2 separate regions of the Homo sapiens genome follow, and region 2 is linked to region 1. Evidence: read pairs that join two places in POLR2A ChIA-PET (ENCODE). Cell type or tissue: OCI-LY7. All regions are shown on one strand. Links, peaks and the distances in the headings refer to the core of each region. The heading gives the core; the rest is flanking DNA.

What was found. ChIA-PET counts read pairs that join two places held together with the same protein. Peaks named below come from ENCODE experiments on the same cell type or tissue, not always from the same donor. Only the 100,000 strongest peaks of a DNase experiment are listed, where the experiment ranks them.
Region 2: POLR2A ChIA-PET joins it to region 1 with 7 read pairs; 2 of 35 experiments call an interaction of 5 or more read pairs at or near these places.

The regions. Positions count from the first base shown.
Region 1 is chr4:145,880,984-145,883,483 of GRCh38, forward strand. The region is part of intron 4 of ZNF827 (zinc finger protein 827); the gene reads right to left. Among named protein-coding and RNA genes, the nearest start is that of ZNF827, 57 kb to the right of the region's middle. RefSeq lists an enhancer at 846-925. In OCI-LY7, for the core only: no CTCF peak of the experiment used is centred there; a DNase peak (open chromatin) is centred at 1,188.
Region 2 is chr4:145,983,065-146,000,905 of GRCh38, forward strand. No RefSeq gene overlaps it. Among named protein-coding and RNA genes, the nearest start is that of ZNF827, 53 kb to the left of the region's middle. In OCI-LY7, for the core only: no CTCF peak of the experiment used is centred there; no DNase peak of the experiment used is centred there.

The DNA.
Region 1 (2,500 bases), core at 1-2,500:
GTTCAATGGGCATCTCCCATCCCTCCTTCTCCAGCAGCACAAACAAAGGTAAAGCAAGATGGGGAGCTGCCATTTATACAAAAACTGTATTGTAAATGCAGAGGCTTAAAAGCAGGTGAAATAGATGGAAGTTGTAGAACAAAGGCCAATGGAAAACTACAGTATATGACACAAACACATTAACCTACACCCTACGTTTATATGTGAACACCTTTGCTGTTTAATGGATGAGCTACTAATAAGTCAGAAACAGTTTAGCTTATATCCATTTGTTCATAAACTGTCTCTGTGAGGCTAAAAGTAAGTTAGTGCTTTAAAGAAGTCCATCTCTCCTAGTTAAAATTATTTTGGTCTCAATTTTACGAAATTAATATGATGTGGGAGACAGCACAACAATTTTTGCTGGCTTCCAAATTAAAAATAGTTGAAATGACATATCTTTTATTTTGGAAAACCAGGGACAAAAAGATATTCCCAGCCAACAAGTGAAGTGCCAAGTTTCTGTCAACTGCTTGGTTATAATTTGGAGAGTTAGAATTAAATTTTATATCTTGAAAAGGGTAGTTTTCGGAAAAAGAAATGATGTAAGGCCGTTGCTGCAGGCAACTTTTAATCAGGCTTCTAATAATGACGACCCTCCCAGTTCCTTTATGCTCTGCACTGAATCTTGAGACTTTTTAACTGGAGAAACTCCCCTGTCAGGAGGCCCCACAAGGAAACACCTGGGGCTCCATGAACACAACTCACCCAGGCCTCTCCTTCATGTCAACCTTGACCTATGGTGAAAGCCACAGGCCTATCTCATACCACCATGCCCCGTTTCATGGTCTCGGCTGGAGACCACAGGAACAAAACTGCACTGATGAAAACCGTAGCTGTACCAAAAAATACTGTACCATGTAACAAGTTTATATTCCACATCAGTGGTCCTCAGCCCTGGCTGCACACTAAAATCATTCTGCACATTAAAATCATTTGAGGATATTAAAGAAAATACCAATGTCCAGGGCCTATCCCAGTGAATCATAATTTCTGGGCCCTGGCATTTTGTGAAAAACTCCCCAGGCAAGGCTAATGTGCAGCCGAGGTTAAGAACTGCTGCTGGCTATGGGTGACAAGGCACAGAATCAGCAGGAACTTAGCTCTCCGCAGTCGGGTGAACACCTTTTCCCTGAACACCCTAGCCACGTGACCACTGGCTCACCTGCCCTGACATGCAATGATTTGCATATGCTTTCTGGCTTCCAGGAAAGAGCTGCTGGAACATACAGGCCTGGAGTCCTCTCAGGTCTGCCTCAGTCTAAACCGTGGGTGAAATCTACAAAATTCATTTTTCTGTCAGCCCTGAAAGCTGCCCATACTATTCCCTGAATCAACTGCGATGCCGGGCCTGGAAGCCTCCGTTTTGCAAGCAGCATTATTTTTGAAGGACCAAGCAGTGTTAAGTGTGGGCTCAGTCAGAAGAATAGCTGATAGTTTGGAGAAGGGATTTTATTTCACAATCATGCACGTTAAGAAACCTCTAACAGGAATGGGGGTGGGGGGTATTGAGAGTCCATTTAAAACAGTATTCTATCCACTGACTTTTAATCCCACTCGGTTCCATTCAATCATCTTTATGCTTAGTTTTAGTTGAAGGAGCAAGAAAGACTCCCCTTAATAACCAGGCAAGAAAGCATCAAGTGTTTTCTCTCTTTTGGAAACAAGTAGGTGTCTGCACGCTTGAATTTGTCACTGTGCTCCAGTTTTGCAGACAGTGATCTGGCTGGCACAAAGATTCACAGACTCAGTGCCCACAAACAGCTGCACCCTACAGTACCAGCAGGTGCACGGACAGAGCCCAGGGAAAAAATTCAGTGCAAGAACAATGGCGCCGTTATAACGCCAAGGGACAAGGCCCGAGACTAGCCACTACTTCACTACATTTGATGATGGGAAGAGCTAGAAACTCAGCCGCAGCTCCCTGGGATTTGGCCTTTTTGTCCCTAAATCATATCCACAGACACAGCCAGGTAGGGCATCACAGTGAGAGCAGCTATCAAACGTATGGCCAGACCAACCAGAGGGTAAGTAAAATTAAAAAAAAAAAAAAAATCGCTCTAGAAAATGTATTCCTTTCCTTTTAACTTATCTTCTCCTCTCCTGAGCTGCATTGCCACAGTCACCAAGTTTACATTTACATCCAAATATGCACACACAAAAAAATTAAGGATGCATCTCACTCCCCAGTGACTTTATAACAGGTTGCTAGGTAACAGTGCATACAAGTCAGGTTTCAGGACCTCCAGTAAGCCACCATAAAATAGCCACATGGGCCTTTTGCATAAATAGTGTGTGCATTTGTTATCTGTTTTCTTATGCCAATTATCAGTCAGTAAATATTCTGACTACCAAACCATAAACAACTCCCCATCAATAGCTAACTGAAAACACAGATCACAATATAAGGCTTTGATGCGCAATTCTTCCCCCCAACCTATCAACTGGCTTCTCCCCTCGT
Region 2 (17,841 bases), core at 6,639-9,138, 110 kb after region 1:
ACATTCTACTTTAAATTCAGCCATTGCTATAGAATTTTAACTTACAAAGTCTTCCAAGGGTGAGGTCACATGTTGGTCCTTCAGGGGCTAGTACAGCAGGATTCTGGATGTTACTTTATTGACTTGCCCAAAAGTGGTCCTGATCTCGAAGAGAATTTGTCATCATATATTCTTGTTGCAAGAATCAAGATGTAGATCATTCTTTGTTTACCTCAGGACTGTTGTTCCAAAGGCAACTGTGGGGACTGGTGAATGCCAAGATTCTGCTTCCTCATTGTAAGCAAGCTCAGGTGGACTGCCACCTGTAGTTTGTCACGAACTAGAGAAATCTATGTAGAAATTTCCATACTTTGAGGGTGTGCAGATGTGTATGCATAGTAATCATATTTTTTTCTTTGACATGTTGAATTTAGATGCTTTTAACACAGTGTGGAAATTCATCACTGAGTAGAATTCAGTGTTGACTGTGAAATCACTTAAAATAACTTTTAAAATTCAGTATTAATTGAATTGAGGGGTTTTGTTAGGTTTCTGAGATCCAAGCCCATCTTTAACAACATCTGTCAATGCCAGCTATATTTGATGGGTTTGCATGATCTAGCTAAAGAATGTTTTACAAGAGGTTGCTGAAGATCTCATACATATATACCTTCTTTTCTCATCAAGACTCCCCTGCCTTTTCTAGTATTTGGTGGCACAACAGGGTGGCTAGAGTTAACATTAATTTATTGTATATTTTAAAATAACTAAAAGAGGCCAGGTGTAGTGCCTCACGCCCGTAACTGCTGCATTTTGGGAGGCTGAGGCAGATGGATTGCTTGAGGCCAGGAGTTCAAGACCAGCTTGGGCAACACAGTGAGACTCCATCTCTATAACATCTCTATAAAAAATTAAAAACTTAGCCAGGCATGTTGGTATGCGCCTGTAGTCCTAGCTACTTGGGAGGCTGAGGCAGGAGAATTGCTTGAGTCTGGGAGTTCAATGCTGCAGTGAGGCACCACACTCCAGCCTGGGTGACGGTGTCTCTAAATGAACAAACAAATAAAATAATAACAATAATAAAAATAACTAAAAGAGTGGAATTAGAATACTCCTAACACAAAAAAATGATAAATGCTAGAGGTGATGGATACTCCAATTACCCTGATTCGATCATTAGAGACGGTATGCCTATATCAAAACATCACATATAATATAAATGTATGCCACTATTATGTACCAATAATAATTAAAAATTAAAATTAAAAAAAGGATTCCCATAACTGATTGTTACAAGTTAAGAGTTTTGGGGTCTAGGGAGAACTGAGAGGAGGAATAGGGAAAAAAAGACAAAGATTTTGTCTGTCTGGATTTTGAAACAAAGTTTCTAAGTAGGCCCATGCAAAAAAGTCAACTTAAAGTTAAATTGAGGTACTTTAATTTATACTCAATGTTCACATTATAATTCTAACTCATTTCCCAGGATTTCCTACTAAAATTTGTATTATCTAGGAATTGATGGTACAGTGATCAGATGATCCTTCTAGTCTCTAGTCCTTTTGAGGCCCTACAATATAAAATCATTTCCTCCCAAGGCTAAGGGGTATTTGTGGTGTATTTCCTTATTCCAGGCTCTTCAGGGTTCCAGGAAGTCCCTGTGTCTCTTTGTCCTAGAGCTCTCATAGAACTCCAGACGGATCTGGCTGCTGGGTCATGATGCAGAATGCTAACCTGCAGGGAGGGAGAGGCGACTTCCTATTGCCCGCCTGCTTTTATTGTCAATTCCTAAGTTCAACAACAAAGAGGAACTTCCGCCCTGTCCCTGGACCTCACATTTTCCTGGAAAAGAAAGCTTCTGGCACTGGTGCACACATTAGGCCAAGAGGAGCCTGCTTTCCTTGACTTTTCTGATAATCAAAGGTGCAAAAAGGGACCACAAAGCTTTCCCAGGGAATCACTGAGGCAGAGACAAATCTGAATTGCTCCATTCATCTCCTATTGTTCAAGGTCAAGATAATAAGATATACCATACCCTAATGCCACCTGCACATGCAAAGTACCCTCAGCCCTACATTCTGCATTGAGAGTTGTGTGGAAGCAACAGGAAAACAGTGGAAAGTTAGGAGAGAAAAAAATTTCTCAAAATCAATATGCCATATCTTTCAATTTTGCTCAAGTAAATAGTTTTGAAAAAGGTAAATGTCTTCATTTTTTCCTGCCAAGGGCAAGGCGTTTCAGTTTTTCCTTTGTGGTGGATGCAGGAAGAGACAGAGGAAGCGCCAGTGTTTAGCCTGGAAAATTGTTAAAAATCTATACTTAATGTTATTATTCTGTTACCATGCAAAGTTGTATGTAACAGAGAAGGTTATACTTTATCTTAATTGCTTGGTAAGCCATGCAAATAACTAAAATTCAAAGAAGGATTTATTAATGTATAAAGCTATATGGTTTTTCCTTTTATGTTTATTTTGCTTACTTATTTGACTTTAACTATTGTTCTTACATAACATTTTACATATAAATATAAAAACACCTTTTGTATATGAAAAGGCTATTCTCTGGAAATTTTCAAATTAATGCTTTCCTGAGTTTTCTACTTAGCAGAGAAGAGCCCAACAAAAATTCTGCAAAGCATTTCTTTAACTTGCGTTGGCTGTGATTATATTTATAATGTTTACTTACTCTTCAGTTAAATGCATTAAACACTATTGTTTCAGTGACCCTTGCTGTGTCAAACTGTTATTTCTGGCATTTCATATAAGCATGAGATCAAGAAGAATAGAAAACACCAAATAAATTTCTCAGCAGGAATTCTAACTTCCCTTCTCCTATATGATCACACTTCTGATTTCCATGAAGAAAGAAAAATCTTAGAGGCAGATAAAATCATCTGAATTTTGCTCTCATTTTTGCTCATGGCTTTTAGAATACTAAATATGTAGTATTCTATACCATAGTGGATAGTTTTGTATGGTAGATGCTGACTATAAATGTTCTTGGCTTATACAGAGGAAGTGATCCTAAAATAAAATATATTTTAATTCCTGAACTTATGCTCTCTCTAAATCCTTCCTTATATAATTCTTCTACAGGAAAATAAACCACCATGATATCTTATTTCTGGAACTCTCATTGTCTGGTACTTTCTAAATTTTGATGTCTGAATGTCTTTAAAAATGTTTAATCATCATAATGGATAAAACAATTGGAGCAGTCTGACATTGTTTATCTTCGTGAGGTTGAAAAAATTCAAAAATAAATTGTTTGTATAGTGCTGAAAATGGAGGTTGGGATTAAATTGACCTAAGGTTAATGATAGGATGAAGATCAACTGTCAAGCAGTGAGAAAATGCTATAGCCTTGGCAATAATTAATGTTAAACAATGGCTGGAGTTCAGATTATTGTAATGAGAGATGATATGCTATTCTGACTGTCCAGAGGTCAATGTTACTTGGTTTCCTATGGTTAGGGGTAAATAAGGAGGACTTTCTAGTAAAAACAGTGTAACTGGATACGATGATCCTGCAGCGACCCAAGGTTCATGGGAGACATTGTTTGTATGTATAAAAGGTTTATTAAATATGTAACAACCAATGTTTTATGGAATTCAGTGCCTGAATGAGGAGTGATGGGGGTGGGGAGGTGGAGCCACGGAGGTGTTTATCTAGCTGCAAAAAATAGACTAAGATTATATTTTCCAGAGTCCCATATGTTGGCTATTATACTGTAATTCTAATGAATCTTTTCTGAATCTTTCGTTTTTTGAATGGCACCATTCTTCCCATAATATATCATCAGTTGTCCTTGCTCTGATAATGTATTACATTAATATATCATTAAAGCAGCAGATATATTAGAGTAATACATTATTAGAACAAAGCACTCTGGTGGTGATATATTTTGCAAAAGATGGCTCCATCTTGGCAGCCCAGGTCCAGAAGCAGAGTCAGTTCAACAAGACAGAAGGTGAATCCATGTCACATGCTCTTTAGCACCTGACATTTGGCTGCAGCTGTAAGATGCAACCCAAGTGTAATGCACATTCCAGTTTCTATTGGACCACTGGTCCTTCATCAAAATCCTTGAATATGGTGAGTCATTTCTGAAAAAGAAATAGAGTGGAATATGAGTCTTGTCTGAGAGAAGATTGTTTGTAGGCAATGAATTGTCCAAGACTTTGTTGTTTCTGGGAAGTCAGGTTCATCTGCGAGGGCCTACCTAAGTCCCTGGCTGGGGTGGCATCTGCACCATTTGCCATCTGAGAGTATCAGCTGTGTTTGCTTTCTCCACCATCTCACTGCAGGAATTACCCACTGTTGAGTCCTTTAACTTGGAATAAGTTTTCTTTCTGCATATGGACATTCAGTTTTCCCACACCATTATTGAAGAAACTGTCCCTTTCCCAATTAATGTTCTTGGTACATTTGTCAAAGATTGGAAGATAGGTTTGTTTAATGGTTTACCTGTCATCACCTTCTCTTGAAAATTGGTTTAGGATTTCAGAATAGGTAGAAAGTTGAACCTCCAGGGCCTCTGGGTTACCTCGGGGATGTTGACCTGTTTACATACAGATAGGGCCATAGCCAATGCCGTGGCCAGTGTCGGGATTTGTATCATGTTATAGCTATCTATAGCTATAACAAAACTTCAATCATGTTATAGCTATCTCTGTGCAGAAAATCAGATTTCTTTTTCACTGCCACCTATCGCAGCTACAAGGCTTAATCTACAAAACGTCCAAGGAAATGAATAGAATATTTATAATAACTCAAAGGTAGGCTGGCTAGAAGCTGCAATTGATGGGAAGAACTTCATTAATCATGATGCAGGTGAGGAGGGGAATAGTACTCCTTTCTAGGTAGTGACCTCTTACATTTGAATGAGCCTGAGAGAAAGGGTCATTCATTTAATTCTTTCCCTTTCAGAGTCCTCTTACAGCTGTGAAGTTATTATGCTCCTTCCTCCCTCCCCAGAAGAGTAATAATCACCTGCTAATAAGAGCCTGCCTCAGCAGCCAACACCTAGAGAAAGTAGCCCCAATATAGAGAATGGCATCCCAGAGGGACTTCCCTCTGGCACTTGAAGGAAGGATTTGGAAGTGTTCAAAGGAGGAGCATAATACTTGCTAATGTGTTTTTACAGTAATTGTGACTATTTTTTGTGTCTTTTTCCTGGACTTTTGGTATGTGTTTGTTAACTCACTGGCCATTTTCTAAGTGGATGACTGAGATAAATAGGTGGATCTATTCTTTAATAGGTGGGCTATTCCTTAATAGATTGCCAGATAGACCAGGAGAGGGAGGTAGAGGAGAACTGCTGATACACCTGGAAGTCTGTTACAAAGCAAAATAGACATGAGTTACACGCCTGAAAGGGAAAGAACTTTGAGTGAGGCTCATTTTTAAATGGCAACAACCTCAAACAGAAGACACAGCAACAGGTTTGTAGGAAGAGACAATTATCTCACTATGGTCCCATTGTGTGTGTATTTACCAGTGACCTTGCCACTGTCACTCAGTACTGGATAATTTGAGAAATAACCAGGTGCCATTTTTAACCTTTCACCAGAATAGACTCAGTCCCCACAAGGACACTAATATATCCAGTCCCTGAAGTACCACAGATTAATACATTGATTTTAAATATTTTATAAAATGCACTCATCAAAAGGCTAGAAGCATATATCCATCAATTGAAAATTAAACAGTCAAGGCAAAACAATACATACACACACATACACACACAAAAGAACTCAAGCACGCCATCCATTACTAAGAACAAGGCCATCAACAGGAGACCAAGGAAAGACAAACAACTTACATCAGGCCCGCAAGTAAAAGACATTTATCAGCCCACTTAATAATGCTTTTTGACATTTAAGAGCCTGTTTCTATGTGGTCCTGTACCAAGAGGGATTTACACATACATACTCTTGTGCATTCTCAGAGTTTATATTCTAAAAAAGGCAGAGTAAAGTCCACTTAAGACTCCCTAGCAAGCTGCACTAATAGGAAAGTTATTTTTAAAATAAAATTAATATGGGTGTCTTTGGGGGGTTTTATTATATCAATCTGAATTTAGAAGAAAGATGAATTAGAAGGTCCCATTATATGAGTACGCAATGACTTGCAGATATTACAGAAGGGAGAACAAATGATTTCCCACTTCCTAGGGCAATTTGACAATGCATATTTAAAGCCTTGAGATTTTTCATTCCCTCTGTCCCAGAAATTCCACTTACAGGAATTTATTTTAAAGACACCATCATACAGACTGCAAAGATTTAACAAGAATATTAATTTCAAGTGGGGCATGCTGGCTTATACCTGTAGTGCCAGCACTTTGGGAGGCCAAGGCAGGAGGATTGCTTGAGGCCAGAAATTTGAGATCACTCCAGGCAACATAGTGAGACCCTGTCTCTACAAAAAATAGAAAAAATTAGTCAGGCATGGTGGCACACACCTGTAGTCCCAGCTACTTGGGAGGTTGAGGTGGGGGGAGTCACCTGAGCCCAGGAGGTCAAGGCTGCAGTGAGCTGTGATTGTGCCCCACCGCACTCTAACCTGGGTGAAAGAGCAAGACCTATCTCAAAAGGAAAAAAAAAGAATATTAATTTCAACATTATTTACAATAGCCCAAACTTTTAAATAGTGTAAATGTTAGAAAATACAGGATGATTTCAATTTGCTATAAAACACCAATATAGTGGAAGCCTAGACAAGGCTCTAAAAGTGACAATGAAGAATAATTAAAGACATCATTGTAAGATGGAAGAAGAATGCTGCAGCACAGTATTTTTTTTTAACTCTTTGGTTCAGAAAATTATGCACACAAATATCCTTAAATGCATGCTCTAATTTATTTGTACATGTAGATAGGGAATGTCTGCAAGGAAATACATCCAAATATTAACAATAATTACCTCTGTGTGATCCAATTATGGATGATTTCATTTTATTTATGCTTATTTGTAGTAGCTTCATGTTATAAATGCAACCATTTAAAACTGGTAAAACACACAACAGTGGGTAAAAACAAGTATCAGTCTGGTTGAGGAGGGGCATGGCAAGGAGATAAAGTTGGAGATGTAGGTAGAAGGCAGAAGAGCCTTGAATGCCAAGCTAAGAAAGGAGACATCTTTCTCCACATATGACATTTTTTATTGGAGTTATGTATATTTGAACTGCTGCTATATAAAATATTATCAGTCTCACTTTATGTTCAAAACTGGAGATAACTTGAATCCTCCACTCTCAATTCAAAAGCCTTCATCAAGAACCACACACTATCAGAGCTGGTAGGATGAGTGGTGAGAAGCTTTGTGGGCCCTGTGGCCACTCAGCAGCGCCCCTTAGCCACCTTCACCCTCTGTCAATGCCTGGTGAACCACAGCTGTTTACAGGCATGAGAATGTCTGTGAGCGATCTGATGGCTTCGCTTCAGTTATTGTAACATTTGCTGCTGTTATAATTTAAGATCCTCTTTATATCCTACCTATAATGCTGTAACAAGGTCATCCAGGAGTTCTTTAAGTGTTAGAACTGTAAAACACTCAAACGCTCAAGAAACTCGGGGACTTTAGAACAGAACTTAGATGTGCTAAATCTCTATTGAGAAGGCCAAATCACCACCACAGTGTTCTGTACTGTTAATTTAAGAGAAAGCACTTCAAAATATTAGAGAAAATACAGGGAAAATAAAAAGCAGCCTTAAAGCAAATATATGTTACAAGGTTTGCAGATTTATGCACTCCAAGATTGCATTCTCCCTCCTGCACACACTTTATATTCAGTCCTGTGGGAAAAGTAGGCTTGAATTATGTAAGTTTTGAATTATATGAGGTATCCAGAAATGCATTCTTTGCGTGAAATGCAACCATCTTGTATAATGGGGGTGGAATGGGTTGAGGGTGGAGGTGGCAGATGGAAGACAGAGGGGATGCTGAAAAGAGGGTGACTTGAATGTAGGACTTAGAAGCCTAGGTAGGCTTCTACTCAACTTGGGGGATGAACTGGAGGGAAGAGAAGATGGGGCCTCAAGAAAAGGGTGAGAAGGAATTAAAACTGGCTGAAGGAATGAACACAAGGCACTAGGGGAATCAATTTGTATGGATCATGTGGCTTAACTTTCACAAGCTGTGAGGCATTATTTCTTCTTGGCAGCAAGAAAAACCAATCAGAAGTCCCAGAGAGGCATGCCTGGAAAGACTCCTTTATTTATTCATCAGTTTGTTTTTCATTCTTTTGATTATTCCAAATGAAATTTTTAATGATGACTGTAATGTATGCCTAATAAAACAGAAGCTCAAATAATGATGAAGTGTTGAAAATACAAAGCGAAGGCCAGGCGCGGTGGCTCACGCCTGTAATTCCAGCACTTTGGGAGGCCGAGACGGGCGGATCACAAGGTCAGGAGATCGAGACCATCCTGGCTAACACGGTGAAACCCCGTCTCTACTAAAAATACAAAAAATTAGCCGGGTGCGGTGGCACGTGCCTGTAATCCTAGCTACTCGGGAGGCTGAGGCAAGAGAATGGCGTGAACCCGGGAGGCGGAGCTTGCAGTGAGCCGAGATCGCGCCACTGCACTCCAGCCTGGGCGACAGAGGGAGATACCATCGCAAAAAAAAAAAAAAAAAAAAAAAAAAGGAAAGAAAATAGAAAGCAGAAAGCAGAAGCTCATCATCCAACAAATCTCACCTCCCACCCTTAAATCCTGCTCTTCAGAGATAACCAGTTAAGCATTTGGTTACTAACTTCTAGACATCCTTGCACATATAAATGGCTCATTCTATAGCTACTGTTTGGTAACATGCTTTTCCCTCCATGCAATCATATGTTGTGGATACTGAGCCATGAACCACCAAATCCTTTTTTAAAAAATTAAAACACTTTATTTTTAAAAGAAATTTTAGGTTCACAGCAAAATTGAGTGGAAAGTATGAGAGTTCCCATAATAGACCCTGTCCCTTCCCCACTCCACTCCCAATTTTTCTCAAAACTGACATACCACAACATAGTGGTACATTTGTTACAATCATTGAACCTACATCGACACAACATTATCATCACCTAAAGTCCATAGTATTTGTTAGCGTTCACCCTTGGTGTTGTGCGTTCTACACATTCGGACAAATGTATAATGACATGAGTCTACCACTGGTGTATCACACAGGTAGTTTAGCTGCCCTAAGAAGTCTCTGTGCTCTGCCTATTTATCCCACCCTCCTCACTAATCTTTTTACTGTCTCTTTAGTTTTTTTTGCCTTTTCTGGAACGTCATATACTTGGTATCATACTGTATGTAGCCTTTTCAGATTGGCTTCTCTCATTTTGTAATATGCATTTAGGGGTTATCCGTGTCTTTTTCCGGCTTAATAGTTAGTTTCTTTTCACTGCTGTATAATATTCCATGTCTGTATGTACCACGGTTTATTTACTCACTCATTTACTGAAGGACATCTTGGTTGTTTCCAAGTTTTGGCGATTAGAAACAAAACTGCTATAAATATCAGTTTGCAGGTTTTTGTGTATAAATGTCTTAATTCATGTGGGTAAATACCAACAAGTATGACTGCTTATAGTAAGAGTATATTTAGTTTTTGTTGTTGTTGTTTTGTTTTGGTTTTGTTTTGAGACAGAGTCTTGCTCTGTCGCCCAGGCTGGAGTGCAGTGGTGTGATCTCAGCTCACTGCAACCTCCGGCTCTCAGGTTCAAGCGGTTCTCCTGCCTCAGCCTCCTGAGTAGCTGGGACTACAGGCACCTGCCACCATGCCTGGCTAATTTTTGTATTTTTAGTAGAGACAGGCTTTCACCATTTTGGCCAGGCTCGTCTCAAACTCCTGAGCTCAAGTGATCTGCCCTCCTCGGCCTCCCAAAGTGCTGGGATTACAGGTGTGAGCCTATAATCCCAGTATATTTAGTTTATTTAGTTTTGTAAGAAACTATCAAACCGTCTTCCTAAGTGGCTTTTCCATTTTGTATTTCCATTTATTCCAATGAATAAATATGCTTGTTGTGCCACATCTTCACCAGCATTTGTTGTTGTCAGTGTTTTAGTGTTTTGAATTTTGGCTATTCTAACAGGTTTGTAGAGGTTGACAGGCAACCTATGTCATTGTTTGAATTTGCCATTCTCTAGAAATATCTTGCAACTTTGCTATAATCACTTATTTGAGGATTTTTGTGGGGTTTTTGGTCAATTATTTTGAATTTTCTACATAGATGATCATATCATTTGTGAAGAAAGACAATTTATTTCTTCCTTACCAGTCTGTATACTCCTTTATTCCTTTTTATGTCTTATTGTATTAGATAGGACTTCTAGAGCAATGTTGATAAGCAGTGGTGAGAGGAGACATCTTTGCCCTGTTCCTGATTTTGGCAGGAAAGCTTCAAATTTCTCACCATTAAGTATAATATTAGCTTTAGAGTTTTTGTAGATGGTCTTTATCAAGTTGTGAAAGTTTCCCTTTATTCTTAGTTTGCAGAGAGGTTTTTTTTTTTTTTAAATAAGTGGGTGTTGGATTTTGTCAATTTCTTTTACTGCATCTATTGATATGATTATGTTCTTTTTTTTCTCTAGTCTATTGATGTGGTGGATTACATTAAGTGATTTTCAAATGTTGAACCAGTCTTGTATGACTTGGACAAATCCCATTAGGTCATAGTTTATCATTTTAAAAAATTCATTTTTGGATTCCATTTGCAAATATTCTGTTGAGTATTTTTGATTTTATGTTTAAGAGATATATTGGTCTTTTCCTGTAATATCTGTGTTGAGTTTTGATATTAGGGTAATTTTGGCTTCATAGAATAAATTAGGAAATATTGCCTCAGCTTCTATCATTTGGAAGAGATTGTAGAGAATTGGCACAATTTCTTTCTTAAATGTTTGGTAGAATTCGCCAGTGAATCCATATGGTCCTGGTGCTTTCTGTATTGCAAAAATTATTAATGATTGTTTCAATTTCTTTAATGAATATAGACCTTTTCATATCATCTATTTTTTTGTGTGAGTTTTGACAAGTTGTGTCTTTCAATGATTTGGTCCATTTCATCTAGGATATGAAATTTGTGGGCATAGAATTGTTCATAATATTACCTTATTATTCTTTTAATATCAATGGGATCTGTAGTGATGTCTTCTTTATTATTTCTGACATTAGTAGTTTGTGTCTTTTTTTTCTTAGCCTGGTGAGTGGTCGTCAATTTTATTGATCTTTTCAAATAACTAGCTTTTGGCTTTGTTGCTTTTCTTTATTAATTTTCTATCTTTAATTTCATTTATTTTTGCTTCATTTTTTATTATTTCTGTTCTTTTGCTTACTTTGGTTTTAATTTTTAATTTGCTCTTCTTTTTCTAGTTTCCTAAGGTTAAAGCTTATGTTGATGATTTTAGATTTTCTTCTGTTCTAATATATGCATTCCATGCTATAAATTTCCCTCTAAGCACTGCTTTCACTCATTCCCACAAATTTTTTGTAAGTTATATTTTCATTGTAATTTACTTTAAAAATTTATATTTTTCTCTTGAGATTCCTTCTTTGGCCCATGCATTATTTAGAATTGTGTTGTTTAATCTTCAACTGTTTGGGGATTTTCAAGTATGTTTCTGTTGAGAATTTTTAGTTTAATTCCACTATTGCCTGAGAGCAGACACTGTATGATTTCTATTCTTTTAAGTTTGTTAAGGTGTATTTTATGGCTCAGAATATGTCTATCTTGGTAAATGTTGCATGTGAGCTTGAAAAGAATGTGTAATATGTTGTTGTTGGAGGAACTTCTAGAGATGTTAATTATATACAGTTGATTGATGGTGCTGTTGAGTTTAACTATGTCCTTGCTGATTTTCTGCCCGCTGGATCTGTTCATTTCTAATACAGGGGTATTGAAGTCTCCAACTACAATTGTGGATTCATCTATTTCTCCTTGCAGTTCTATCAGTTTTTGCCTCCTGTATTTTGACACTGTTAGGCTCATACACATTAAGGATTGTTATGTCTTCTTCATGTATTGATCCTTTTATTATTATTTAATGCCCCTTTTTCTTCCTGCTAAGTTTCCTTGCTCTGAAGTCTGCTCTGTCTAAAATTAATATAGCTATTCCTAATTTCTTTTAATTAGTGTTAACATGGTTTATCTTTCTTCAGCCCTTTACTTTTAATTTATATATTTCTTTATATTTAAAGTAGGTTTCTTGTAGACAGCATATAGTTGGGACTTGTTTGTTTTTTTTAATCCACTCTGACTATCTTTGTTATTGTTTGTTTGTTTGAGACAGGTCCACTGTGTCACCCTAGGCTGGAATACAGTGGTACAACCATAGCCCACTGCCACCTAGAACTCCTGGGCTCAAGTGATTCTCCTTCCTCAGTGTCCCAAGTAGCTGGGACTAGAAGTATGTGCAACCATACCTGGCTAAGCTCTGTCTTCTAATTTGTGTATATAGAATATTACTGATACTAAAAAGAGTTGCTGGTTTTTCAATTTGTTCAGCTTTTTACTTGTTGTTAAGTCTGAGTGGCAACTTCTAAACTCCTTATATGCTGAATCAGAAACTGGAAATCTCCACCTTACCCTTTTAAAAACACTTTCATAATGTCTCACTTTATGGCTGTGCTATTCTTTAACTAGTCCTCCATTATCATGGGCACTTGTCACTTTTTTGGCCACCCAGTTTCCATTCCTTACTCTTAATTTGTTAAATATAAAGGTAATATTTTATTCAATTTATTAAACATATCAATGTAAATCCAGAATATTGTGCTATTCATAATTGAAACACAGCAAGTCCTTCATTAAACTGTCCTAAAACACTGCTCACAATGATGCAAAACTTCCCACTTTAAAAAATTAAGATTTTTAATTGACACATAATAATTGTACAAATTTAGGGGGTACAGTGTAATATTAGTATTTTGATATATGTATATAATGTATAATGATCAAATCAGGGTAATTGGCATATCCCTCAACTCAAACATTTATCATTTCTTTGTGTTGGGAACATTCAAAATACTTTCTTCTAGGTATTTGAAACTATATAATAAATTATTGTTAACTATAGTCACTCTGCAGTGCTATAGAACACTAAAACTTATTCCTCCTATCTAGCTGTAATTTTATATCAATTAATCAACCTATCCCAAGTGCCCCACCAAGCCTTCCCCCTTCCCAGCCTCAGTAACCACTATTCTACTCTCTAATTCTATGAGACCTACTCTTTTAGCTTCTACACATGAATAAGAATAAATGGTATTTATCTCTCTATGCCTGGCTTATTTCACTTAACATGATGTTCTCTAGGCTCATTCATGTTACCATGAATAACAGGATTTCATTCTTTTTATGGCCAAATAGTATTCTATTGTGTAGATATACCATTTTCTTTCTCCATTCATCTGTTGATGGACATTTAGGAATATTCCATATCCTGGCTATTGTGAATAGTGCTGCAATAAATGTGGCAGTGTAGGTTTTTCTTTAACATACTAATTTCCTTTCCTTTGGATTATATACCCAGTAGTGAGATTGTTGGATCATACGGTAATTCTATGTTTAGTTTTTTGAGGAACCTCTCTACTGTTTTCCATAATGGCTGTACCAATTTACATTTTCACCAATGGTGTATTAGGGCTCTCCTTTCTCTGCATCTTCACCAACATTTGTTATTTTTTGTTGTTTTGATAATAGCCATTCTAGTTGGGGTGAGGTGATATCTCGTTGTGGTTTTGATTTGCATTTCCTTGATGACTAGTGATATTGAGCAATTTTTCACATTTTTTTTGGCCATCTGAATGTCTTCTTTTGAGAAATGTTTATTCAGATCCTTTACCCATTTTTAGTCAGGTTATTATTATTTATTATTGCTACTGAGTTGTCCTAGTTCTGTGTGTATTATGGATATTAATCCCTTATCAAATGAATAGCTTGCAAATATTTTTCCCATTCTGCAGGTGTCTCTTGGCTCAATAGATTGTTTCCTTTCCTGTGCAGAAGTTTTCTAGTTTGACATCATCCCATTTGTCTATTTTTGCCTATTTGTTGCCTTATCTAGAAAATCTTTGCCCAGCCCAATGTCCTAAAAGCATTTCCTCCATATCTTCTTCTAGTAGTTTTATAGTTTTGAGTCTTACATTTTAGTCTTTAATCCATTTTGAGTTGACTTTTTTATGTAGTGAGAGATAAGGGTCCAGTTTCATTCTTCTGTGTATGGATATCCAGTTTTCCAAGAACCATTTATTGAAGAGACTGTTCTTTCCCTAGTGTATGTTCTTGGTGTCTTTGTCAAAAATCAGTAGGCTATAAATATGTGAATTTATTTCTAGGGTCTCTATTCCACTCCATTGGTCTATGTGTCTATTTTTATGCAAGTACCATGTTGTTTTTGTTACTATACCTTTGTAGCATATATTGGAGTTCAATAGGGTGATGCCTCCAGCTTTGTTCTTTTTGTTCAGGAGTCCTTTGGTTATTCATGTTTATTTTTGGTTCCATATAAATTTTAGGATTGTTTTTCCTATTTATATGAAAAATGGTATTCCTACTTTCCTAGGTATTGTGTTAAATCTGTAGATTGCTTTGGGTAGAATCATCATTTTAACAATATTAATTCTTCCAATCCATGAACATGAGATGGCTTTTCATTTTTTTGTGTCCTCTTCAATTTCTTTCGTCAGTGTTTTACAGTTTTCTTTTTCTTTTTTAAATTTTATTATTATTATACTTTAAGTTTTAGGGTACATGCGCACAACGTGCAGGTTTGTTACATATCTATACATGTGCCATGTTGGTGTGTTGCACCCATTAACTCGTCATTTAGCATTAGGTATATATCCTAATGCTATCCCTCCCCCCTTCCCCCACCCCACAACAGTCCCTGGTGTGTGATGTTCCCCTTCTTGTGTCCATGTGTTCTCATTGTTCAATTCCCACCTATGAGTGAGAACATGCGGTGTTTGTTTTTTTGTCCTTGCGATAGTTTGCTGAGAATGATGGTTTCCAGTTTCATCCATGTCCCTACAAAGGACATGAACTCATCATTTTTTTATGGCTGCATAGTATTCCATGGTGTATATGTGCCACATTTTCTTAATCCAGTCTATTGTTGTTGGACATTTGGGTTGGTTCCAAGTCCTTGCTATTGTGAATAGTGCCACAATAAACGTACATCTACATGTGTCTTTATAGCAGCATGATTTATAATCCCTTGGGTATATACCCAGTAACGGGATGGCTGGGTCAAATGGTATTTCTAGTTCTAGATCCCTGAGGAATCGCCACACCGACTTCAACAATGGTTGAACTAGTTTACAGTCCCACCAACAGTGTAAAAGTGTTCCTATTTCTCCACATCCTCTCTGGCACCTGTTGTTTCCTGACTTTTTAATGATTGCCATTCTAACTGGTGTGAGATGGTATCTCATTGTGGTTTTGATTTTCATTTCTCTGATGGCTAGTGATGACGAGCATTTTTTCATGTGTGTTTTGACTGCATAAATATCTTCTTTTGAGAAGTGTCTGTTCATATCCTTTGCCCACTTGTTGATGGGATTGTTTGTTTTTTTCTTGTAAATTTGTTTGAGTTCATTGTAGATTCTGGATATTAGCCCTTTGTCAGATGAGTAGGTTGCAAAAATTTTCTCCCATTCTGTAGGTTGCCTGTTCACTCTGATGGTAGTCTCTTTTGCTGTGCAGAAGCTGTTTAGTTTAATTAGATCCCGTTTGTCAATTTTGGCATTGTTGCCATTGCTTTTGGTGTTTTAGACATGAAGTCCTTGCCCATGCCTATGTCCTGAATGGTATTGCCTAGGTTTTCTTCTAGGGTTTTTATGGCTTTAGGTCTAACGTTTAAGTCTTTAATCCATCTTGAATTAATTTTTGTATAAGGTGTAAGGAAGGGATCCAGTTTCACCTTTCTACATATGGCTAGCCAGTTTTCCCAGCACCATTTATTAAATAGGGAATCCTTTCCCCATTGCTTGTTTTTGTCAGGTTTGTCAAAGATCAGATAGTTGTAGATATGCGGCATTATTTCTGAGGGCTCTGTTCTGTTCCATTGGTCTATATCTCTGTTTTGGTACCAGTGCCATGCTGTTTGGGTTATTGTAGCCTTGTAGTATAGTTTGAAGTCAGGTAGTGTGATGCCTCCAGCTTTGTTCTTTTGGCTTAGGATTGACTTGGCGATGCAGGCTCTTTTTTGGTTCCATATGAACTTTAAAGTGGTTTTTTCCAATTCTGTGAAGCAAGTCATTGGTAGCTTGATGGGGATGGCATTTGAATCTATAAATTACCTTGGGCAGTATGGCCATTTTCACGATATTGATTCTTCCTACCCATGAGCATGGAATGTTCTTCCATTTGTTTGTATCCTCTTTTATTTCATTGAGCAGTGGTTTGTAGTTCTCCTTGAAGAGGTCCTTCACATCCCTTGTAAGTTGGATTCCTAGGTATTTTATTCTCTTTGAAGCAATCGTGAATGGGAGTTCACTCATGATTTGGCTCTCTGTTTGTCTGTTATTGTTGTATAAGAATGCTTGTGATTTTTGTACATTGATTTTGTATCCTGAGACTTTGCTGAAGTTGCTTATCAGCTTAAGGAGATTTTGGGCTGAGATGATGGGGTTTGCTAGATATACAATCATGTCATCTGCAAACAGGGACAATTTGACTTCCTCTTTTCCTAATTGAATACCCTTTATTTCCTTCTCCTGCCTGATTGCCCTGGCCAGAACTTCCAACACTATGTTGAATAGGAGTGGTGAGAGAGGGCATCCCTGTCTTGTGCCAGTTTTCAAAGGGAATGCTTCGAGTTTTTGCCCATTCAGTATGATATTGGCTCTGGGTTTGTCATAAATAGCTCCTATTATTTTGAGATACGTCCCATCAATACCTAATTAATTAGAGTTTTTAGCATGAAGGGTTGTTGAATTTTGTCAAAGGCCTTTTCTTCATCTATTGAGATAATCATGTGTTTTTTGTCTTTGGTTCTGTTTATATGAAGGATTACATTTATTGATTTTCATATGTTGAACCAGCCTTGCATCCCAGGGATGAAGCTCACTTGATCATGGTGGATAAGCTTTTTGATGTGCTGCTGGATTCAGTTTGCCAGTATTTTATTGAGGATTTTTGCATCAGTGTTCATCAAGGATATTGATCTAAAATTCTCTTTTTTTGTTGTGTCTCTACCAGGCTTTGGTATCAGTATGATGCTGGCCTCATAAAATGAGTTAGGGAGGATTCCCTCTTTTTCTATTGATTGGAATAGTTTCAGAAGGAATGGTACCTGCTCCTCCTTGTAACTCTGGTAGTATTCGGCTGTGAATCCATCTGGTCCTGGACTTTTTTTGTTGTTAAGCTATTGATTATTGCCTCAATTTCCGAGCCTGTTATTGGTCTATTCAGAGATTCAACTTCTTCCTGGTTTAGTCTTGGGAGGATGTATGTGTTGAGGAATTTATCCATTTCTTCTAGATTTTCTAGTTTATTTGCATAGAGTTGTTTATAGTATTCTCTGATGGTAGTTTGTATTTCTGTGGGATGAGTGGTGATATCCCCTTTATCGTTTGTTATTGCGTCTATTTGATTCTTCTCTCTTTTCTTCTTTGTTAGTCTTGCTAGCAGTCTATCAATTTTGTTGATCTTTTCAAAAAACCAGCTCCTGTATTCATTAATTTTTTGAAGGGTTTTTTGTGTCTCTATTTCCTTCAGTTCTGCTCTGATCTTAGTTATGTCTTGCCTTCTGCTAGCTTTTGAATGTGTTTGCTCTTGCTTTTCTAGTTCTTTTAATTGTGATGTTACGGTGTCAATTTTAGATCTTTCCTGCTTTCTCTTGTGGGCATTTAGTGCTATAAATTT